Regions from separate parts of the Mus musculus genome. Here regions 1 and 3 are each linked to region 2. Evidence: chromatin loops called from intact Hi-C (ENCODE). Cell type or tissue: left cerebral cortex. All regions are shown on one strand.

Region 1 (8,000 bases), 96 kb before region 2:
TTTTTTTTTTTTTGCTTTCAGTCTATATGCCTTGGGTATCCATCCCCAAAGTAACTGGTTATGGAATAAACAATGCAATGGGGTCTTGAGTGTGGCATTGAAGGAGTCAGCTGTTCTCCTGTCCTGGACTACACCCCGCAGTCCGCCTCCCTCACCAGGCCCCAGCCTGGGTGATGATACCTTTTTCCCAGTCCCTCTCTAATAGGTCAGGAGAAGGTTCAGAACACGGGGAGTCAGCGTGGGAAGGGACTGACTTCCTGCAAACTTCATGGCACCACCCATGATAGCAACATAGGCTAGGGGCTAAGATGTGAGATCTATGACCTTCTGTTTCACTGATGCTAGGCCGTGGCCCTGTGAGCTTTTCAAGACTACAGGTGCCTTTCTGTCCCAGCACTTGGAGCCAGAGGCAGGTGGATCTCTGTGAATTAGAGGCTAGTCTAGGTTACAGAGTGAGTTCCAGGACAGTCAGGAATACATAGAGCAACCCTGCCTTATCCCCCAACTCCCTCCCCCCTAAAAACAAAGCCCAAAGCAATGGAAGTATGAAGTGAGCAAGTTCTTGACAGACAGGACCCAGTCAAAGCATCACGACAGTCAGAGTGGACAACGTACGCTGGTGCAGGCATGAGGGGCATAACCCAAGCTCCTATCTGCCCAGTGCTCTGTTGTACCATGCTTCTGCTCTGCTTGGGCAGAGGCCCAATCTTAGTTTGATTCCTACCTGGCCCGAGCTGTATGGGTTTGCACTACTGTGGGTAACCGTGCTTCTACATGATGAGATTCTGTCTCAAAGACTAAATTTGGTTTCTGTTACAGGTAATTTAGAAATAGTTCTGTCAGGGCTTGTGCCATAGTTCAGGAGCAGGGCGTGTGCCTAGCATCCATGGGCACCACATTCGTTCTCAAGATCCACAGTAGCAGAAAGTGACAGGGAGGATTGCTGCATTCTTTAGTACGTTGTTTGGACTGCTGTTAAGATCTGACTCAGTGTGTGCCTTACCCATTACTGGTCGACATGTGGGCTTCCCAGGTGCATCACAGGTGAGCCAACCACAGGGTTTGGGGTTGCAGCTGGCAGCTAGGCTGCAGGCGCTGCCCTGGGTACACCACTCACCTGAGGGGCACAGCTGGCCGGAAGGGTAATCAGGAAGTGTGGCTCCTTTTCCACTTGGCATATTACATATGGGGCTCCCTCCTGCATCTAGAGATGGGAAACTGCCTGAAGAACTTACTCTGGTTTACCATTTGAGAGAGTGCAGTCATTTATGTCAGAGAAGACACCTCGCATCTCACTACTCATGAAGCACCGTCTCTTCTGTGGATTCACGGCTCAGCTTGTAAACATTGAGTTGAAATGGAAGATTTATTATGATTTTTATTTATGTGTATGTGTGTCTATTTGAGTAAGAGTCAGGTGTTTATGGGTATCCACAGAGGCCTGAGAGGACACTGGGTGCCCGGGAACTGGAGTTACAGGGACCTGTGAGTTGCATTGTGGGTGCTGGGAACTGAACTCTGGTCTTCTGGAAGAGCAGCAAGAACTCTTAACTGCTGTGCCAGCTCTCCAGACCCTGAATGTAGTTTAAAGTGTGTGTGTGCCTGTCTACTGCTGGGACTGGAACCTGGGTATGTCATACACTAGGCAAAACTACAACTGAGCTATACCTCCAGTGCACACACAAACCCTTTCTCTCACTATTTATTCTGAGACAGGGTCTCACTAAGTTACTCAGGTTTTGAGCTCACTTTGTAGCCTGTGCTGGTCTTTAAATCTCCATCTTGATCCTCCTGTGTCTACTTCCCACGTGCTAGGATTACAGACTCACCACCATACCCTCCCTGTTTTTACAGTGGTGAATTGCATGCAGAGTTTGGGGATATACTAAGCTGGCACGCTGATAAAGAAGCTATGTCCCCAGGTCTGTTTTTCCTTCTCCCTTCCCCACCCTCCCCTCTGATTTCTCTCTTCTCTTCCTTCCCATCTTTCCCTTTCTTTCCCCACCCCCAACCCCTTACAGAAACAGCCTGGTCCCTTGAACTCTGGCTCAAGGGATCCACTTGACTCAGCCAACCTAGCAGATGTGACTCTCGCCTCATATCACTGATAGGGAAGATTGAATAAAGTCTCAGAATCTTACTTTTTCAGATACGGGAGCATACAACTTTGATCACAGCATCATAAGGTAGAGACAGATGGATCTCTTATTTGGAGGCCGGCCTAGTCTACATAGTGAGTGTCAGACCAGCAAGAAATAAATGATGGAGAAAGTATCTCAAAAAACAAAACAAGAAATCCTTTTCCCTCCACCTGCCTTCCTGCTTCCTTTCTTCAAACTTGGGTGGTTTTGAGACAGTTGTAGACCACCACATCCAGCCACACTCAGGTCTCCCTCTTTCACGCCCTTTCCCTTCAACTCCCTTTCTGTTTTGTTTTGAGATTATGGTCACATTTAGCCAAAGCTTGCTTTGAACTGATTCTCCTGCCTCCATCATCTCCCAAGTGCTGGGGTTAGAGGCATGAGCCACCATGTCTAGTGATGTTACCTTTTAAATCCTGACAGTAACTTTGGGGGTGGGGTGGATATAGAGCTTGCTCAGCAGTTAAGTATGCTTGCTGCTCTTCTAGAGGACCTAAGCTTTGTTCTCAGGACCCACATCAGGTGACTTAAGCACCTTTAACTGCGGCTTTAGGGGCTATGATACATTCTTCTGGACTCTGGAGTACCCATATGCATGTGGCACACAAATAAAAAGATCTTAAATCTTAATATCAGCACTGCAGGCAGAGGCAGACAGATCTCTGAGTTCAAGACCAGCTTGTTCTACAGAGGGAGTTCTAGGATAGCCAGGGCTATACAAAGAAACCTATCCCCCCTCCCTCACAAAAGGCAAAACCTAGAGTATTCTTAAAAATTCAAGATGGAACATACATTATTCGTCTGTGAAATTCACAAGAAGTCAGATATATTTTCCTTGCCTATCACGCACAAAGTCCTGGATCTACCCTGAGCACCACACGAGCAGGCATGGTAAGTGCCTTGTATCCCACCATCTGCTGTTAGGATCTGGCACTCAAGGTCTTCCTCAGAACTCTCAGGGTTTGAGGGGAGCCTTGAAAGCAAGGAAAGGAGACAAACCATCTCTCATAGTGCCTCACCACTTTCTAGTCTCAGCTGCTTCATGTCATCGCCAGCTCTTTATAATGTCAGTCATATTAATACTTTTAGCCCTTCTAATTGGTATCATGATTTTTGTTTACATTTATTTTGGAGAAAGGCTTGCCAACTATTGAAATGATCATAAACACCCTTCTGCTATTTTGTAGCTGTGTGTTTATATAAATCAGTGTTCTTATTGATAATCATAAAATCAAAATTTGCTGGAAGCCAGGCGTGGTGGCAGCACGCCTTTAATCCCAGAACTCGGGAGGCAGAGGCAGGCGGATTTCTGAGTTCAAGACCAGCCTGGTCTACAAAGTGAGTGCCAGGACAGCCAGGGCTACACAGAGAAACCCTGTCTCAAAAAAAAAAAAAATTGCTGGAGTACACATTAAATCAAAGTACTTGATGCATAGGAAGGTAACTCTTGAGTTCCAGGCCAGCCTGGTGGTCTACATGGTGAGTTCCAGGCCATTCAGGAATACATCGTGAGACCCTATCTCAAACAAACCAACTAATAAAACATATGGATCAACTCTGAAAAACATCAGAGATGCTCTATATCCTGCAGGATCAAATATTCTGCTGGGCGGGAATGGGGCATATGTGGGAGTATGGGCAAATGGGTCCCGAGGGCTCATTAGGCAGCTGGCCTTGCCAAAACCGAGAACTCCAGGTTCATTGAAAGACCCTGTCCTTGAAGAGGACATCCTGACATCAGTCCCTGGTGCTGCATGGCCCACAGTGGGATACATACACAGGAACAGATAAGCACATATATCCTATTAGAATACAGCGGCGTTCTCATCTGTAATAAATGCTTAAGTTTACATGTACATTGAAGAAGTGCTTTAAAATAAATATCTTTATAAGTGTTTGGTTTGGCCAGATATGGTGGCTCATTCCTCTACTCCCATCCCTTGGGAGGCAGAGGTGGGTGGCTCTCTATGAGTTCGAGGTGATCTTGGCCTATATAGTAAGCTCCAGGCCAGCCAGGGTTATATATGACTGATCGTCTTTCCCTCCCCACAGAAAACACCAAAACCAGCCACAAAAGCCAAACAAAGCAACATAAGTGTTGGATTTGTATGCTTACTTTACATACCTGGATAGCTAGGTGTAAAAAGTTAGATCTAGCCATGTTATAGATAGATGCTAGAGTCACATGGCAGAGCCTCAAACCTGCCCTAGGCAGTGCGCAGGACAACACAACGGTGTCAACAGTAATGGGAGGGCATTTCTTGTTCTTGACACCCTTTGTCCTTGAACTGTGTTTGTCTAGATACTCACCTAGTTATCATTTCCATAGTTTTCTGTACATCACCTACAATGCCTCAAATTAATATTTAATGAAATGGCTCTTTGCCATATTTATAGTACAAAGCATTTTGAACCCTTAGGAATTTATCCCGTAATTACAGACACATATGTCAAATAAGATATGTAAATGTTATAAAGACTGTTTCCCATTAAATGTATTGCAAGTTTAGACATAGAATGAATTAGAACGCAAAATGTTCCCATGCCTCTAGTCTGGGGCCTCTGTTTAGAAGCTCTTGGCTAGAATGTCCACTTTATCCTATGCAGCTTAAGTCCAGACTCTCAACCTTTCCACTCTCCCTGACCTGAATGAACTCCTTTTGTGCATCAGTGAGAGAACACTGCGTCCCATCGCCTGCACCCAGGGGCCACCATATTGGTGTGACGTTCTTTATGACCACGTGCCTCTCTTACCAGAGCTAAAGCAGGTGCATCCACTGCCCTTCGTTCCTGGGGAAGAAACTAGGGGTCTCAGCTTCACCTCTATGTTGGCACCGGCTTCTGGAGCCCCTCACAGCCTGCTCGATCTGCATAGCTCTGCTCCTCCCACGGGCCCGCGTTGTGGTTTCTTTTTTAATGGGAGAGATGGGATCTCTCTATCACACATACACAGATTGGAATAAAGCTCAGATTTGCAGTCCTTGGTATGAATTACTGAGTGCAGAACTCTATGCATACTGGGGTAATTTCTGTCACATCCCTGTGACATACGGGTCGATGCGGCAGGTTCCCGAGCAGCGCGCCTGACTCTACGCAACCTAGGGCGGAGTGTGAGAGGGGCCAGCGGCTCCCGGGGCGCACTCGCGCCCGTCGTGACCTTGGACCCCCGCTCAGTCCGCGAACGCGCGCGGCCCCACGCCAACTCCTCACTCCGCCCCGGGTTTTCCGCGCCGCCGCGGCCAACCTGCGTCGCGCGACGACGCCGGACGTGCGGGCGCTCGGCGGCGCGGCTCCCCATTGGCCGGCCTCGGTAGCCCCACTGCGTGCGCCGCGCCCATTGGTCGGCGTGCCCGTCCGTCGTAGGGCCGGCGCGCGGCCGTGCGAGCTCCCGCCCTCGCAGCTCTCCTCGCCGGCCGGCGGTCTCCGCGACCGTGCTCGGCTCGCGCGGCCCACGACCGCGCCCGGGCCTCGGCCCGCTAGGGCGCCCGCGCGGATCGGCCAGGCCTCGCAGGCGATGGCGGCCGCGGCGGCGCTCTCGGGCGCGGGCGCCCCTCCCGCGGGCGGCGGGGCCGGGGGCGGCGGATCCCCGCCGGGCGGCTGGGCCGTGGCGCGGCTCGAAGGCCGCGAGTTCGAGTACCTCATGAAGAAGCGGTCGGTGACCATCGGCCGCAACTCATCGCAGGGCTCGGTAGATGTGAGCATGGGCCACTCGAGCTTCATCTCGCGGCGCCACCTGGAGATCTTCACGCCCCCGGGCGGCGGCCATAGCGCGGCCGCCCCGGAACCCGCGCAGCCCCGGCCGGACGCGGGCGGCGACTTCTACCTGCGCTGTCTCGGCAAGAACGGCGTGTTCGTGGACGGGGTGTTCCAGCGGCGGGGGGCGCCGCCGCTGCAGCTGCCGCGCGTGTGAGTGGCGGGAGGGGGGCAGTGTCCTGGACCTGACCCACGGTGGCTACCCAAGAGCAGGGAGGGACCCTGACCCACAGCAGCCACCCCCGGGGAGGGGCGGGACCCGCACTCAGACCCACTGCCCATCATCAGGCAGGACGCAGAAGACCCACGTCAGCTACCCATGAGCAGGGTCAGACCCTGGACAAGACCTGGTCCCCATCAGGGAGGGATCCTGATCCGCTATCCGGGAGCAAGGAAGGCTAGACTCACCACCAGGACCCATTCACTGCCCATAACCAAGACCTGACTGATTCTGACCTACCCTAGTTTAATGCCCACGACCATCACTGGGATCACAGCCCCCCAGCGCTCCACCCGGAGTATTTAACATGCTGGCCCACTCCTGTCTGCCCTCCTACTGCCAGGTCCCCTGCACTGGTATTCTAACCCACGGCCCTTTGTCCAGTCTGACATGGGACTCTCAGAACACAGACCATCATTTCTGCCATCAACCCTCAGCCCTCCCTGCCATCATCACCAGCGTTGGTGGGTGGAAGTTTTATGGGTGCTCTGTGCCTAACCATCAGGGAGGAGGCACCCAAGGGAGATGCTAAGATGTGTGTGGTGGAGAACTATCTAAAATGAAGGGTAGATACCTGGTACCTTTTTTTTTTTTTTTTTTTTTTTTTTAAATTCACGTTTCAGTAGCAAGATATTTTGGAGGTAGCGTCTTAAGCCTAACAATTCTCTTTCCCCAGTGTTTTTGTAGCCTAAAAACTGAAAACTCCCAAACATGAAGGATTAGAAGCCTGTCTGTCCAGAACCTTAGAAATCTGGGAAAACTGGATACTAATTTCAACCAAGTAATCTTTAAAAAGCATTTTTAGCCAGGTGGAGTGTATTCAACCTGTAATCCCAGCACCCTAGAGGCTGAGACAGTAGAAATTTGAGTTCCAGGGTAGGTTAGACTGTGGAGTAAACTCTAGAATAGTTTGGGTTGCATGCTGAGACGTCGTCTCATAAAACAACAACAACAACAACAAAAAAACAGAACAAAGGGTGTTTGGTTTTTAAGGAATTATTACAAGATTGTGTAGAATAATTACAAAATTATTACAAGGAAGCCTCATAGGGAACTGTCAATCACAGCACAAAACAATTTCAATTTGGTTCTGTGGTTGGATAAACTTACTGTTTATTGTGCTTGAAAAACAACTTTGCTTTCCAGGAAATGCTAAGTATTCCTCAGGGTCCCTCTCTAGATCAGTGCTAGTAGAGCTTTTGCCACAGACTGAAGGTTTTTTAATTGCTTTCAGTTTTTGGAGATAATAGCAAGAGCTGTGTTAACTTAGGTTTGATGTGTCTGTACTCCATATTTCTTAGCTTTGGGAGGGTGTCCCAGCATGCACCACTGTGCTTGGCTACAAAGTTCATTTATTTGTTTGTTTGTTTATTTATTTAAAAATATTAACAGTCTCTGGTTAATAGCACTTGTTGCTCTTGCAGAGGACTTAGCGTCAGTTCTTAGCATTACCACTCAAAACTATTTGTAACTATAGCTCTAGGCATCAGATACCCTCTTTGAATGCTGTGGTCACCAGTCATGCACATAGTACACAAACATATGTGTGGGCAAATACTCATACACATGAAATAGAATAAATTTAAAATGACATTTATTGCCAGGTGTAGTGGTACACACCTTTAATTCCAGTACTTAAGAGGCAGAGGCAGGTGGATCTCTGAGTTCAAGGACAGCCTGCTCTACGTAGAAAGTTCATTTTGTTTATATCTGTGCCTTGCTTGCATTTGCTACAGCACAATGGAGGCCAGAGGACAACTTGCTGGAGTCAGTTCTTTCCGCTGTGTGGGTCCTGGGTGTCAGACTCAGATCATCAGATGTGGCAGCATGGGCCCTTACCAGTAATTTGTCTTGCTGGCCTACAAGCTATTTTTTATTGTTATTTT
Region 2 (8,000 bases):
ATAGCCCAGGAAGATGAAAAAGGAAATAGAAGAAAGGAGGAAAAAGTGAGAACAGAAGAGAATGTGGACATCTAGATGTCCAGTAATTTACAGAACCAAGAAAACAGACACACACAACAGCACAGTAAGTCCTACTGCACAGCAGTCAAAATCATAGAAACATAAAGCGCACTGGGGTGTGGACCTGAGAACTCCTCAGTGGGAGGCAAAAAGGAAGGAATACAACAAGCACCTCAGAAACTGAACACACGCTCACCAAACACATGGTCTAGTAAGTGCTGCAGGGACCACTATAGTCATGGGAGAAGAGGGGAACCCCACAAATGGTAAAACAGCTAATTGTGACACATCCTGACAAAGAAACACTATACATTGGTGAAAACGATTTACCACCAAACTAACCAATCCAAAAAACCAAACCTAAACAAAAATCCTCATTGAAAATACTAAAACAAAACCCAAAAATGAGTCTGGAGAGATACCTCAAAAGTAAAGTAATTTCAACAATTTAAAATTACATAGGCAAAAAAAATGTTTTAATGTGTCTGTGTGTCTGTCTGTATATACATCATGTGCATGCAGTGCCTGGAGCAGCTGGACGAGGGCATCAGATCCCCTGGAAACGGAGTTTCAGAGGGTTGTAAACTACCTGACACAGGTGCTGGGAACCAAAACCCCATTCTCTGAAAGAGCAGCAAGTGCTCTGAACAACTAAGTCCTCTCTCCAGTCCTTGCAAAGGTACTTAACAGTGATTTCTGAGGCTAGAGAGGTATCAATAGTAAGAGTGCTTCTGGGCAGGCTTGAGAAACTCAGCTCATATCCCCTGCACCGACATTAAAACCAATACAGTCCCATGTACCTAAAACCCCATCATTGAGGGCAGAGATAAGGGCATTCCAGAAGCCTCAGAAACTCACTAGCCAGATTGATTAACTGAAAGAGCAAGTTTCAGGTACAGTGAGAGACCCTGTCTCAAGAGGTCAAGTGGTACAGGAAGACACCCACTGCCCACCTCTGGCCTTAACATGATTGTGCTTGCATATGTACCTATACATACATTATCATATATAAGGACACGCGCGCACACACACAAAGTGATTTCTAAACTCAATTTTTAATAGGTGTTTTAACACCAATGGCAGCCAGTCAGTGGTGGCACATGCCTTTAATCCTAGCACTTGGAAGGCAGAGGCAGGAGGATCTTTGTGAGTTTGAGGAAATCCTGGTCTACAGATTGAGTTCTAGGACAGCCAGAGCTACAGAGAAACCCTGTCTCAAAAAACAAAAACAATCAAATCTAGAAATCAGTATATACAAAACCAAATTGTGACTGACTCAACTGTTTGATGCGAGTTCATACTATAAGGCTTAACTGCAGCCAGAAACTGCATTAAAGTCTGTCTCGTTGAAACAGGGCTTCATGTAGTCCACGATGACCTTGAACTCTGGATCCTCTTGCCTCCACTTCCCCAAGGCTGAGATTACAGGACTATATCACCACTCCAGTTAAGGGAAGTACTGGAGCCCAAACCTATATGACCTCATGAAAGCTCCATAAACTGGGCTACATTCCTGTGAATGTCTGAGTTAGAATGGCCCCAATCAGCTCATGGTTTTGAATACCTGTTGCCTAGTTGAAGAAACTATTTAGGAAAGATTAAGAGATACGGTCTTGATAGAAAAGGTGTGTCGCTTGGAGCATGCTTTGAGGCTCCAAAAAGTTCACACCATTCCCAGTCTCAGTCTCTGTTTCTTGCTTGTGGAACAGGTGTAAGCTCTCGGCCACTGCTGCAGTGACATGCCTGCTTCCCCGTTGACATCACGGTCATGGACCCTAACCCTCTGAAACTCTAAGTTCACAATGAACTCCTGTATAAGTTGACTTGGGTCATGGTGTCTCATCACACAGAAAAGTAACTTAGACAATTTGCTAGCTCAAGAGCTATTTTCTTTTTCTCTGTCTGTCTGTCTGTCTGTCTCTCTTTCTTTTTGGAAACAGGATTTCTCTATGTAGCTCTGGCTGTCTTGGAACTTATTCTGTAGACATGGCTAGCTTCAAACTCAAAAGAGATCTGCTTGCTTCTGCCTCCCCACATGCTAGGACTAAAGGTATGTGCCACCACACCTGGATAAAAGCTAATCTCTCTCTCTCTCCTCTCTCTCCCTCTGGTTTTACAAGACAGAGTTTCTCTGTGTAGCCCTAACTGTCCTGGAACTCATATGATGTCCATGAGCCTCTCAGCCCCCACGTGCTGATGCTACATGCGCTTGCTCCTTCACAGTTCCACAATGGGACCAACCCTAACACTGCAACCAGGCCTGGAATCCCGTACTGCTCAAGGCCACCACACTGGAGTCTAACTGCTCTCTTCCCAGAACTGTCTGTGCTTCCACAGGACAATAATACTTTTGCCTATCTCTGTCCGATCTAAAGGAAGGCTTTCCACACTTGTAATGGGCTATGCACATTCTCTCCCTCTTACCTTGGTTTACCTTGGAAATGTTATAGCTTATAGCTATCCTACAGGTTCTGATTATAGTGAACGCATCCCTCAAACTTCTTCAAATGCCTAGCACATGGACTCTAAGAGAATATATGCAAATGGGATGCACAATAGCACTACCTACTTAAAGCACTACCTAACTATAGTCTGTAATAGTAAGATCCCCACCTCAAAAATAAAAACAGCCAGGTGGTGAACATTTTTAAGGAGGTTTAGGGAGTTCCAGGACAGCCAGAGATACACAGTGCCAATTGTCTCAAAAATAAAAATAAACATAAAAATCAAAAAAACTCATCTTCTTAGCCAGGGGCAATAGAGTGAGCATGCAATCCCACTTGCTCCAGGGACTGTGAAGGGAAGATTCCTGGAGCACAGCTTAAGATAAGCTTGAACAGGAGAGCAAGATCCAGTCCCAACAATAACAAAAATCAAGTTAAGTTCACTTTCCAAGACAGTAAGTCATACATTTGCTACAGCACCTCGAAATTTTACATACGGAAAGCTAAGATGTTATAACTCTTAGAAGCCCAGAGTATCAGCCTTTACCCTTTTCCCTTGAGGAGATTTAGAAAAGGGAAGTTAGCTGACATAGTGGCACACTCCTTTAATCTCAGCACCCCGGGAGGCAGAGACAGGGTCAACAGAGTGAGTTCCAGGACAGTGAGGGTTACGCAGAAAAAGCGTCTCGGGGATATAATCCCCACTAAGAGGGGTTCCCGCCCATTATCTTGGAAGCAAGAATACCTTCTCCAAGACCCCAAACTCAAGAGGCAAGAGGCAGTCACGGGAACGCAAATCATGTAAGTCCTTTCATCCTACAGAACAGAAGAAAATACCAGAGGGGAGGGAGAGGCGTACAGCTAAGACATCAAGGCGAAGAACCTACACTCCACGAAGGTGCCAGCCGCAAGAACCACGACAAACTGCCGCCCCGCGACGGGCAGGTCCCGCTACGCCACCCGCTGGCAACGTAAGCGCTGGAGACCCTGACGCCCAGCAGTAAGCCTGCGGGTTCTTAGGTACCCGGTAAAAAAGTGGCACTGCCCGCCGACCCGGGCGGCGGCAGCGCGCGGAGGGGTGGGGTGGGGTGGGTGTTTCTCCCCGCTATGGGTGCCCGGGCTGGAAAGGACCGCGGGGGGGGGGGGTCCTCCCTACAGAGCGGTTCGGAGATTTCCTGAAAGAGCCGCCAGAGTCTGAGCTCTCAGGGCGCGACCGAGTCTCCGGTTAGGGTCCGGGGGACGCTCGCGACAGCTCCGGGGCCCTGCGGTCGCGGTAGCGTTGGGTCGGGGTCTCCCGGAAGGGCTGGGGTGTTACCACGGAGCTGGGCCCGGGGTCTCACCGTGGTCCTGGTTGAAGCCGGCGTACAGCAGCCCGTTGCCGTGAGGGTTACACGGCAGGAGGTTCATGGCGCCGTCGTAGGGACTGTGGCTCCTCAGCACCGCATACCGCTCGCAACCAGGCGATCTCTCCGGTCGCGCGGCGCTAGGGCCGCCGCGGCCGGAAGCCAGGGTCCTGGGGACTTGCGTCGTGCGTGTGTCGTCAGTGCTGCGTCATCAGTGCGCGCGGATCTGTGGGCGCGCGTGCGCGCAACCAGCAAGCGCCGAGGGACAGACGCGTCCACTGCAGGGAAGTAGGTGGCGGGAAGTAGGTGGCGAGGGCTCGCCGGGCGCGTCCATAAGGGGCGGGGCAGGACGCAGCCGAGGGGAAGCTGCGGAGAGAGCTGGGTGCCCCGCACTCACACAAGCAGGGCAGGACTGATGGGACCAAGGACAGGGCAGAGAAGAGACTGCGCCAACGCTCCTGCCCACAACACAGTCTCCTGAAACCCTCACCGCGTTCCCACGATACACATCGTGTTCGACCAGAAGCAGCCTTCGTGTAATGGTACCTGCATTTTCCCCGAGAGACAAACACAGACAGACTATCCCCTATTTCTTCCCGAGCTTTCCCAACCATCTGACACGTCCTCTCACAGACACAAATTTCCAAAGAGACATAATAGGACATAACCTCACAGAAAAGATCCCCAGACCTCGCGACTGTTGTTTGGGGTGCTCTGTTTACAGGGGTCTGGGATGGCTCTGGAAGCTGGTGCTTTCTCCTCTCTACTACAATTCATTCTCTGGTTCCCTCTCTCCTCACTGGCTTCTCCCCTTACCTGTTTACCATCCTTTCCCCCAAATGAAGACTTGTAGCGTCTTAGGATTCAAGAAGCTTAAGCAGAAGGACCCTAGTCCCACACAGCCCACCATTCATCCCATCAGCACTGAAGAGGGGAGGGGAAACCACTTCAGGGACTGTCCTTTCATCTCTCTAGTTATGAACCTAAGAAAGGGCAGCTGAGGCATGAATGTTCAAGCCCTAAACGGTCTCACCATCTGTGAGAACATTTGCACAACAATAAGGTGGCTGTGAAGGTCCTGGCAGGATGTCTTGATAGTTGGCCACTGTCAAGGAGGCCTTGTTCCTTCGGGTTTCACTGGCTTACACACTCACCTGCCTCTCTGGATATCTATTCACCTCATCTCCACAGGGCTGGATGACCCCAGCTTCAGGCCTTCAGTGGCTCAGATGGCTACACTCCTGCTTCTCTAAGGACATTGTTATTATGTATCTGGAGACTCAAAAAATGTTAAGACATTGTAAATCACTAATAAAAACTTAGGGTATCCAAGCTTTATCTTATTTCAGTTTTCCTGTTGTTTAATCTCTCATAGGGTCTAGCTTCCTAAGCAGCAGGACCAGAAGAGAGACCTATACTTGAGCCTTTATAACGCCAGAATGTTGTGGTGGCTTTGTTTTGGTTTTTGGTTTTTGTTTTTTTGTTGGCAAGGAGTGACAAGGGCTTCATCTCTAGGGAAATGTCTGGCCACAGCTCTAACAAACCTCTGACACTTACCAGGAGCCACATGAGAGCGTGTTTCTTTCAGTACTTCCACTTTATCTTGTTGAGACAAGGTCTCATTCTCTAACCCTGGAACTCACGATGTAGCTCCAAGTTGGTCAAAGTATCACAGTAATATTGCTTCAAGCTCCCAAGAACCGGGATACTAGGCATTCGTCATGACATACAGCACTACGTGTTTTCTCTGCATTTCTTCTCTGGGAAGAAATCCTTTCCAAAGATGACATAGGACAAAACTAAGCTTTGGGGTAAACATCATGAAACAGGCAAGGAGACAAGTGCAGAAGAGAGCTGTGCTGTACCTGGATCTAGAAAGAGATACCACGACTCTGTCAAGAGAGGAGCAAGTATCCACTTTATTGAGAAACATAGTCCTTAAATAACTGTTTTTACTTCTCCTTTACTGAAATACCTCTCTCCTTGCTAATCTGTTGAAACAATGCTGGCTTTGTTCAACATAATTGGAGATATCTTTGGCATTTTCTTCCCATAGTTTCAGAACTTGTAGGATACTTTGTACAAAATATGTAGGTTTACAGAAAAATATGAATATAGATTACTTATTAATCTCAAAATGTAGTAAACAACATAGCAAAAACTTTATCAAATCCATGTCCTACCCAAATGGGACAGACCTGTTGTACACAACCTGTGAAACTGCAGCATTTTTTATAAGTTGGGGCTTTGACATTAAAATGTTTACAAAAGGCCCCTCTTGTAGTATCAGTAATGCTAGATTATCTGATTATCATTGCTTCTGAAATTTCCTTGAACATGTATTCACTACACACATTTTATCAGCCATATAAAAGCAGTTACAGAAAAAGTTGCACAACAATCATGATAAAAAGTCACATCCATAATTTCATATTATCAAGAGTAGAGAAGAATACTAATTTTTTTCCCTTTGCACACACAAGTCTAGAACAAGAGCTTCATGCACATCCACACAAAAGTGTCAGTCACAGCGCACTGGGCATTCCTACCACGGCAGTGGCATTCCAAAGGAAGCAGCATCGTTACCGTTAATAAATGCAGAACATGTTCCTCGAGTCTGGAAAGGTCTCTGTCTTCAGACTCTCCCAGAGAGCCAGCTCACTTTTTAATTTTGAGGTGGAGTCTCAAAATTGCCCACGCTGGCCTTGAACTCACTCTGTAGCTTAGATGGGCCTTGAGCTTGTGATCCTCCTGCCTCAGCCTCTTGAGTAGCTGAGATTACAGGCCACTGCCACCAATTCCAGCCTCTAAGAAATTTTGCAGCTGTTCCTGGCACAGTTCCTGGGCGGGCTCTGGGGTGGGCGGATGGTCCTGACTTTCCGGAAGCTGTTCCTCTTGTGGCTGGAGTTGGCAGTGAGGGAGTAGGAGCGGCCATGCATCATCCTGGTGTTCAGGCCACTGGCCATCGAGAAAGACTTAAGGTGGCTTCTTAAGGCGACAGGGAGGGGGAGCTTGTCTACCAGGTGCCCAGGCGTGCAGGACACCACAGCACGGCAGCAGAGCTCTTGCAAACTCAGTACTTGGGAAAAGAAAAGAGAACTGCTTATCTTATGTGTTCTATGATTAGGGATGGCTACAAGGAGGAAGAAGCCCCACATCTGATTGCTCCCTCCAGGAACTAGGAATCTCAAATGGGATGGCTATGTCACTGATGACTATAGCAGACCCTGTTCTGCCTCCACCTCTGCCCATGTACAGACCACAGAAAAATCTCATCGTGAGCTTTCTTCCAAAGCTGTAATAATTATTCCCTTCAAATATATTTGATTTTTAAAATGAACATTTATATAGTGCAAACACACACCCATTCACTCACACATGTGCTATAACCCTACATGTGGAGATCCAAAGCCCACCATGGTTTCAGAGATCAGACTCAGATTAGAGCTTGACAGCAAGTACCCTTTCCCACTGAGCCATCTCCTAACCCCTAAATGCATTTGATTTCTGAGAATGGCCACAGAAGCCTTGAGGTGGGGGCCTAGGAGGCAGACAATTATGCAAGGAGCTATAGAGCCACTTCACATCTGATGGAGCTAAAGGAGACTTAAACTGGCCCTCCTAACATACCCTTGCTCGGCCTCCAGAGACGGTCCATCCCATGCCGCAGCAGCACGATCCTAGCCAGCTCTGTGAAGGACTCTGTAATGTTGAAGTTGCACAGAGGGCTAACCTCAAAGAAGGTCACACCCAGGCGCTCGGCGTAGGCCTGGGCCTGTTCAGTGGGCACCTGTCGCTTGAATGCCAGGTGCAGCCGATTTCCCACCAAGATTTTAGGAACCCCAGGGGCATGCTAGAGCATGAGAAAGACAAGAAAAATGGTTGAGTGGTATGGCCCCGCAAATTCATGTCCTCACAGAACCTCAGAACAGTACTTTATTAGAAAATAGGGTCTTTGTGTAATGTAATAACTTAAAATGAAGTCTTATTGAATTGGAGGGGGGGATTATTCTAATGACTGGTGTCTTCATAAGGCGAGGAGAGGACACAGAGGGGACACAGGGAAATGCCACATGATGATGATGGCATAGGATGAAGTGACTGTCAAAGATGGCTACCACTATCAGAAGCTGGGACAGGCAGGAAGAGCACT
Region 3 (8,000 bases), 120 kb before region 2:
TAACTCAAACAGTGTAATTGGTGCAGGGTAAACCGAGACAACTGACAAACTCTGACTGGCCAGGAGAATAGGTTACATTCAAGGCCTCCCTTTACAGTATGCTTAGAGCTTTCTGAAAATGAAGTTTAAAGATAGGGGGTTGTACAGGATACACCCTTGGAGGAATAGAACTAACTCAGTAAGTAACATAGGTTGACTAAAATAAATTTTTCCTACTTTATAGCATAGGTGATGAAGTAATAAAAGAAGTTAGGTATTAGTATTTGTTATTAATAAAAAGACCAGTTCAGATATTTTGTTTGTCTGGAGTGCTTTAAAACTGCAAACATTGCCAGCCAAAAAGCAGGCTGTCATGTAATAAATGTGTTTGCTTTGGAGGAGACATTCTTTAGGTTCTTTAAATTGGAGTTATAGGGCTGATGATAAAAATAAAATCTGTTCTATTTGTATTTTCTGATTGTGACTGAACTTGTAACTCTGGACATAAAGTGAAAAATCAAATATAATCGATACTTCCTGAATAATCATTGTTTTGTGAAATTGTCTTTTGTTCTGTGAAACCTGTAAAATAAAGAAGCACCTGATTACCAGTCAGTCACAGGGGCAAGACTGCCTGGCCACCTCCGCACTCACTCACCTTATCTCCTCCATGGCTGGACTGCCCTGTAGAAAAACTGCCTGGGCAGGCTCCTGGCAAAACTCCTCCCCGAAGAAGCCCTATATAAGCCTGTCTCCTGCTCAACTCCAATCTACTTCTCATCCAAGCATAGGCAACCACTCTCTTTGTTCTGTCACAGCAAATCTCTTGATGAGGTTTGTTGTGTCGGGTTACTTTGTGGTAGTCCTTGGCTCCCTACTGCTAGAATGATCTCCTTTCAGAGCTGTAACACTTCCACTGTAACGACAGTTTAACAACATTGGTGGTTTCCCTCAGAGCTGTGCAACTATTGGGGAAAGCTTTCCCCCTCAGCATACAGCTGCACTGCTCTCATTGAGAAAGCCTTTCCTCTCGGAGATGTAACCCAGTACCTATGTAGTAAGCTAAAATCATTGAGCTAAGCGATAGAGCATTTGCCTGAGACTAAGCAAACCCCGTTGCTTTGAGTGTAGCTGAGAGTCTAGAAGGCAGATTGAAAGCAAGCTCTATTGGTTCAGTGTAGGTAGTTTGTTTTTCCAACACCTATGCTTAATGAAACTGAACAATTTCTGTACCTCTCAGAAACTGGTGTTGGTTATGCAAAACTTGTTTATAATTATCCACTTGCAGAGCTATAATGGCAACACAGGGCAATATAAACATCTTAAAATTTATTATATATTCATTGGCATTTGCCTGCATGCATTCTGTGTGAAGCTGTCAGAATTGCTGCAACTGGAGTACAGTTTTGAGCTGCCATGTGAGGGCTTGGAATTGAACCCATGTCCTCTGGAAGAACAGCCAGTGCTCTAAACTGCTGAGCCATCTCCCCAGCCCCCAATATAAATATTTTATCAGGAAAGTACATATAAGCAACAAAAGCTGAAAGTCTCTCTCAGACAGAAGGAAGATCAGCTGCTAAGAAAACTCTCAGACCAGACCAGCTGCCTGGAAGAGGGTTAGACCAACTGGGACACTTAGAAAAGAGACACTCTCCAACCTCTTGAGCTACCTGTAAGCTGTGGCATGTGCTCCAGGGTCCCAGATTTGTGAGCTGTCACCCAAGCTGTGGTTGGCTTTTGTGATGCACTTTGAATCACTTTGACTCTCATAACCCCTCACCCATATTCCTGCAAATAACCCAGTAGAACTCATTGTTTCCCCAGGTTAGATTCTGGTGGGATCCATACTGTGGTCTGTCATGGGCTCCCTCTTTGGGATGAGGATCATGTGTATGTTGTGACATAATGACAAATCAGGAAGTTCTGTCACACAACCCTGAAAAAATAATAAATAAGAAGTACATGCCTGAAGAGTTCAGTATGACCTAAGAAAACATCTTGCAGGCTGTGTATGTGGCTCAATATAGAATACATATTTGATCTATTTTGATTTACTTGTTTATTTTTTAGATAGGGCCTCACTTTAGTTCTGGGTTGTCCGGAACTCGCTGTGTGAACCAGGCAAGCCTTAACCTCGTGGGGATCCGCCTGTCTCCAAAGCGCTTGGATAAAAGAAGTGCAAAACCATAGCTGGCCTTTGATTTTATTTTGTGTGTGTAAATGTTTTTCCTGTGTGTAGTATGTGTACCACATGTATGTCTGGTGCTCACAGAGGTCAAAAGAGTGCGTCGCTGCCAGCCAGTCATGGTGCACGCCTTTAATCCCAGCACCTGGGAGGCAGAGTCAGGTGGATCCCAGATTTCAAGGCCAGGCTGGTCTACAGAGTGAGTTCCAGGACAGCCAGGTTACACACAGAAACCCTGTCTCAAAACCAAACCAAACCAAAACAAAACAAATCCCCCAAAACCAAAAGAACAACAAAAACCAAGCAGGGTGTCACATACCCTGGAGACAGGAGTTAATGGAAATGTTGGGAACCAATACACAGAATCAGGAATCAACCCAGGTCCTCCGCAATGGCAAATGCTCTAAACTGCTAAGCCATTCCTCCAGCCTCAAGAGACTCCATCTTAATAAAACTCCACAAGTTGGGTGTGGACGTTAATGTTTGGTTACTGCTTCTAAGCATTAAGGTGTGGGTCATAGTGTCTGACTGGCTTCCAGCAGGATAACCAAATCAGATATAATATGTCATTGAACATTTGTAGACTCTTAAGTGTAAGAGTAATCTTTACACAGCTCTCCGCAGTAGTGAAGGGTACTTGATATCAAGTTATTTCTACCAGAATTTTGAGAATAAAAACAGTTTTAGCTATATAAGCGTGCAGAACAAAAAGAATGTGTTGACAGTTCATATGAGTGTAGCTCAAAGAATGTAGAAACAAAAGAAACTCCCCAACTAGACAACTAGACAGTCTTATGATTCCTGTCTTCCCTTCTCTAGTCTTGCCTAACCTTGCAGTTAGTAATCAAGAGGATCAGCAAAATGGCTGAGCTCCTAGAGTTGGTTCTGAGTTTGATCCTTGGAACCAGGATGGTAGGAGAGAACCAACATCTGTATGTGTGCAAGTATATACACAAATGCACACACATACACATATACATATATATTTTTTCCATGTACATGGGAAAATTGCATGAAACAGGAGAGAGGAAGAGAACCAGAAGATAGCTGTGAGACAGAACAGGTTTTGGTTCTGGTGATAGGACCTGGAGCTCCTCGGGCGACTGCCCGTACTCCCGACATCACTGAGAATAATTTTAGTGAACTGAAAGTAAGGTAAACTCACAATGATGTTAACATTTTTATTTCTTTATGTTGTGTGTGCGCACATCCATAGTAGCAAGTGGAGGAGAGGACACCTTGCAGGGGTTTACCTTGCTTTACCTACTAAACCGTTTCACTGGGCCCTAAATTCATATTTCTTTTTGTTTTATGAGCGTTTTGGCAGCATGTGAGCAAATGCACTGTGTGTCTGTTGCCTCCGGTGGCCAGAAGAGGCGCTAGATCCCTCGAGTTGGAGCCCGGGAAGTTTCTAGCCAGTCAGTCACAGGTGCTAAGAACCAACTTTGATCCTCTGAAAGAAAGGCAGTGCTCTTAGCCATCATCTCCCTAGCCCCCTTATATTTCTAATGATATGTTTAAACTCAGCTTTTAGAAGGCACTGAAAAACAAACTCCATTTAACAAGCTAATTCAGAGAATTTAGGGCTGGGGATGTGACAGCCAGCTGTAACTTGGGGGCACTGTTACTGCTGGTCCAGAAACAGGCTGCTCTCAGTTATTAGAGACACTTCCCTCGGTAAACCATTATCCTATAATCTCATTCTATTATTGACATTCCAGGTCAAAGGTCAGTGGCCTTTAAGGGATGCCTGGTACTATAGTAAGTTTCTTTAGCTGTCCCAGGGGAGTTATATGTACATTATTACACAGGACGATTCTCTTGCCCAGCTGTGGATTCCATAGATAAGGTACATCTTTTGTATATTATGTAACTTGCCCTATTCTGTAGGTGGTGTGCAGCTATGATATCTACTTTATAAAGCTTTCCTTTAGCCTTCTTCCAGCATGCTGTTTGGCTCTAAAGCCGCTGTCCTTCAGGTAGGAGTAAGAATGCACTTATTTAATTTAAATTTGAATTGAGTCTGTCTTTGGTCTTTCCCAGGGGATTGGAACACAACAAAAGAATAATGCATTTAATCTGCCTTGGAGACAGGTCTCACTGTGTAGCAGTATAGGGCAGTGTTGGCTTTAATTTTATCATTTTCCTGCCTCAGCCTCCTGAGTGTTGGGTAATTGCCAATAGGCCTGCTCATCCTACCTGTCATTTTGTTTGTAGACAGGTACATGTGTAGTACTGGCCGTCCTGGAACTCAGAGATCTGCCTTGCTCTGTCTCCTGGGTTCTGGGACTAAAGGCATGCGCTAACTCGCCAAGATTCAAGGTCAGCCTACTTTGAATCTACACGCCAGACTCAGCAGCATTGCCCATAAAGCAAAGCAAGCCTGCTGCGCATGTGCACTTGTGCCGCACCGGCCTACGTGAGGCTTCGCTGGCTGGTCATGGCGGCGGTAGAGGGCGGCGCCGGCTCCGCCCTCCAGGAGACGCAGTAGAGCAGAACTTACGACGCTAACTTGATTGAGCGGGCCAGGCCGCGGCCACTGAGCAAGGCGCTCTGAGGTCGCCGCGATTCGGCCTCGTCCGCTCGGTCAGCGCACTCTTCCTGCCTCATACGCCCGCCTTTGCCAACTTTCCCCATTAGTCCTTAACCAGGCAAAAACTGACAGGAGGATATGTCCCGGCCGGGCAACTACTAGTCGAGGGACAAGCTCCACCCCCGTTCTCTGATTGGCTCCTGGGAGGGACCTGCCACTTCCTCACACTCTCATTGGCTTAAGCGGCGGAGGCGGGGTGAGCGTGCCATACCATCCTTGCACTCTTTTCATTGGCTCAGGGGTGTGGCTCATCTTGCTTAGGCTCTCTCATTGGTCTACTACAGTCCTTGGGGCGGGGCCTCCGTGCAAGAAGACAACAAAGGGTCGCAGGTCGCTAGCGGGCGGCAGGCGGCGGTGTTCCAGTCTTCCTTACTCCTCACAGCTTAGGCGCGTCGGCCTCCTGCCAGTCCCACTCCAGATGAAGTGTGAGCACTGCACACGAAAGGTGGGTGCGTCGTCCGGCGGGGCTAGGGGCGAAAGCCAAGGCTGGAATCGGTGGTGAGGGTCGGGCTCAGCCGGGTGCACCTTGCTCTGTTATGTCGGCCTCTGACAGCCATCACCTGTCTGCAGAGGACTGGGCGGCGAGCTGGCTGTTGTCCACTGCAGGCGAGTGCACCGCCGGGACTGTCCGTGGAAGCTACTGTTCTGGGGCCGGGGATTGATCTCAGTCCCGGCACCCTGTTGTGGAAGTGAACGATTAATAAAGTAATTAGAAATGATGCTTTGAGCGGCTCTTCTACTTAAACAACAACAAACTTCAATACAACGAAGTGGAGAAGGAATAAAGGGCAGGCAGGCCCTCCTGTCCTGCTCCACTAGGTGGCTGAAGTGACTGACAGCTGCCTCACTTGCCTTCACACGTGATGCATGTGCAGGAATCTCGTTTGGTTTTTTGTTTTTTTACAGGAATTGTATCATATCCAAATACTCCATACGTTGTTTTTTTTTTTTTTCAGAGAATCGCCTGTAATCTTGTGTAATAGCCACATCTAAATGTTCTTATATATATTACCGTTAGATCACTTCCTGTTCTTCATTACTACTACAAACAATACAAATGGAGGGTGTGAGTGTTTATGTGTACCCTTCTATAAGTATGGATGATTTTATTTTGTAGAAAGGGTTTCTTAGAAGTAAGATCGACTGCTCAGGATATGTTTTGGTTTTTGGCATCACACTAAATTATTCTTGACTGAGCTCGGTGGTACACACCAATGATCCCAGTGCTTGAGAGACTGAGGCAGGAGCTCAAAGTTAGACAGTGCAATTTATCAAGACCCTATCTCATTAAAAAAAAATATGGTAGCACACATCTTAATCTGAGCACTCAGGAGGCAGAGGCAGACTTTCTGTGAATTTGAGGTCAGCCTGGTCTACATGGTGAGTTCCAGGACAGCCAGGACTATGTAGAAAGACTTGATCTAAAAAGGAAAAAAATAGATAAATAAAAATAGAGAAAAGAAAAATAATTTTCCTTTCTAACATCCCCCATCCTTTTTTTTTTTTTTAAAGGAATGTAGTAAAAAATCAAAAACTGATGACCAGGAGAATGTGTCCAGTGATGGGGCCCAGCCAAGCGATGGGGCCAGCCCAGCCAAGGAGAGTGAAGAGGCAAGTAGATGCTTCGGGTTTGTGTCAGCCTAACGTGAGCGTGAGTGGATCGGGTTTGTGTCAGCCTAACGTGAGTGTGAGTGGAGTGGCTACTGTTGTTTCTTCTGTCCAGTCTTATACTACCTTGCACTTCACTGCTCTAAGAAAGACTGAAGTAAAAGTGGGAAGAGCCATGTATAGGACAGTCTTGAGTCTTCTCAAACATACCAGGCCAGGAACTGCTTGAGAAATAGGAATATTGTGGTACAGTGTTGAAACCTTATTCTATAAAATGGAAGGAACTCACATTCTGTAATGCATGCAGACTTGAGGGTCAAGTTCCATGATTCTTTAAGCTTGCTGTTTAAGTTAACTAAGCTGCTTGTTTAGTTCAGTTCTTGTTTCAGCTAGTTGTGATGCTTGTTTGTACATACTGTATCACATTGTATCACATATTGTATCACATTTGGAGCTGAGCTTCATACCTGTCTCACTTCATGCTCTGAAGAGGCTACTGCATGTGTCATGCCACACTATGGATTCACAGAGAAGGTTACAGTCACAGTTGTCTTAGAAAATATTAGGACTAGTCAGGAATGCTGGTACACCTTTGGAGGTCCAGCTCAAGGTCAACCTAGGCTGTATAATGAGACCTTATCTCAACACAAAAACTGAGGGAGGGCTAAGGATTAGTCAACTGATAGAGAGCTTAGCTAGCTAGCCTGAAATTCTGAGCTCAATCATTTCAAACAAACAAATTGATTTTAGAGCTTACTAGATAGCTCAGCCGGTAAAGACACTTGCCACCGAGTCTCAGGATGTCAGTTTGATCCCCAGAACCCATATATGACATCTGGAGACTTATGAACACAGGTGACAGGAAAAGACCAGTTTTTACAAGTCGTCTTTCTACCTTTACACCAACATATTGCACACACACACATAACATCAAACAAGAAAGCAATCAGTCAATGTAATATAAAACTTTTTTATGTAAGTGTAGAATTAATGACATTGGGGAAGTAGGTGGCAGGAATTTTTTTCCTTCGACCTAGTACTTCTGATGTACTGTTTAATCTGATGGGCATAGTTCTGGCCCTCCTGTGTGTCCAGTGCTGTCCTTTGTGAAGCAGGCCTCTGGGGAGCAGCAGTGCACCAAGAGGCAATGGTCCCTGGAGTCCTGGATCAGTTTGGGCCAATGCTTTAGACACCAGACCTGTACCCTAATGCCTACCCTGTCATATAAAATCCCATTGACATATTAGGGCATACCTTAGAAGGGGAGGCCTGCCTAGACTGCACAGTAAAGTTCCATCTCCAAAAATAAAACAACCCTTTTGAGGCCCTATTTCTTATCAGTGTTGTGAGGCGTTGAGTTTCTTCCATCCCAGGGTTCTGGTAAGGATGAGATAAGTTTGAACACAGTCTAACCAACATCTTGGCAGTTTAGTGTGGGCATAATTTTTAAAAGGCTAAGGGATGCTGGGTAAAAGTTGGTAGACTGGGCCCTGAAGGTAAGAATTGAAGGTAGGATGGACCATCGGATAGATGTCTGCACTACATAAATGCCTGGTGCCCGCTGAGATCAGAAGAGGATGTTTGATCTCCTGGAATTGGAGTTATAGATGGTTGTTAACCACTGTATGGATGCTG

The links. Peaks named below come from ENCODE experiments on the same cell type or tissue, not always from the same donor. Only the 100,000 strongest peaks of a DNase experiment are listed, where the experiment ranks them.
Region 1: it touches region 2 in a loop (2.0-fold over the local background); 5 of 42 quality-filtered maps call a loop at or near these places.
Region 3: it touches region 2 in a loop (2.4-fold over the local background); 10 of 42 quality-filtered maps call a loop at or near these places.

Annotation. Positions count from the first base shown.
Region 1 is chr11:121,254,476-121,262,475 of GRCm38, forward strand. Narf (nuclear prelamin A recognition factor) reads left to right here. Exons shown (of 11, transcript NM_026272.3): 11 at 1-1,381. Foxk2 (forkhead box K2) reads left to right here and starts at 5,512. Exons shown (of 9, transcript NM_001080932.3): 1 at 5,512-6,047. The coding sequence starts at 5,656. In left cerebral cortex, no CTCF peak of the experiment used is centred here; DNase peaks (open chromatin) are centred at 3,766, 4,919, 5,412, 6,089 and 1 more place; H3K4me3 peaks cover 2,459 bases; H3K27ac peaks cover 1,712 bases.
Region 2 is chr11:121,350,383-121,358,382 of GRCm38, forward strand. It overlaps Wdr45b (WD repeat domain 45B), which reads right to left and starts at 4,065. Exons shown (of 10, transcript NM_025793.3): 1 at 3,845-4,065. The coding sequence starts at 3,911. Rab40b (Rab40B, member RAS oncogene family) reads right to left here. Exons shown (of 6, transcript NM_139147.3): 5 at 7,478-7,700; 6 at 5,739-6,926. The coding sequence ends at 6,655. In left cerebral cortex, a CTCF peak has its summit at 3,484 (motif pointing left); DNase peaks (open chromatin) are centred at 3,412 and 4,089; H3K4me3 peaks cover 2,257 bases; H3K27ac peaks cover 1,751 bases.
Region 3 is chr11:121,232,150-121,240,149 of GRCm38, forward strand. Narf (nuclear prelamin A recognition factor) reads left to right here and starts at 5,087. Exons shown (of 11, transcript NM_026272.3): 1 at 5,087-5,202; 2 at 6,270-6,368. The coding sequence starts at 5,176. In left cerebral cortex, CTCF peaks have their summits at 3,535, 4,586 (motif pointing right), 5,104, 5,585 (motif pointing right) and 2 weaker places; DNase peaks (open chromatin) are centred at 3,535, 4,622, 4,966 and 5,549; H3K4me3 peaks cover 2,593 bases; H3K27ac peaks cover 2,064 bases.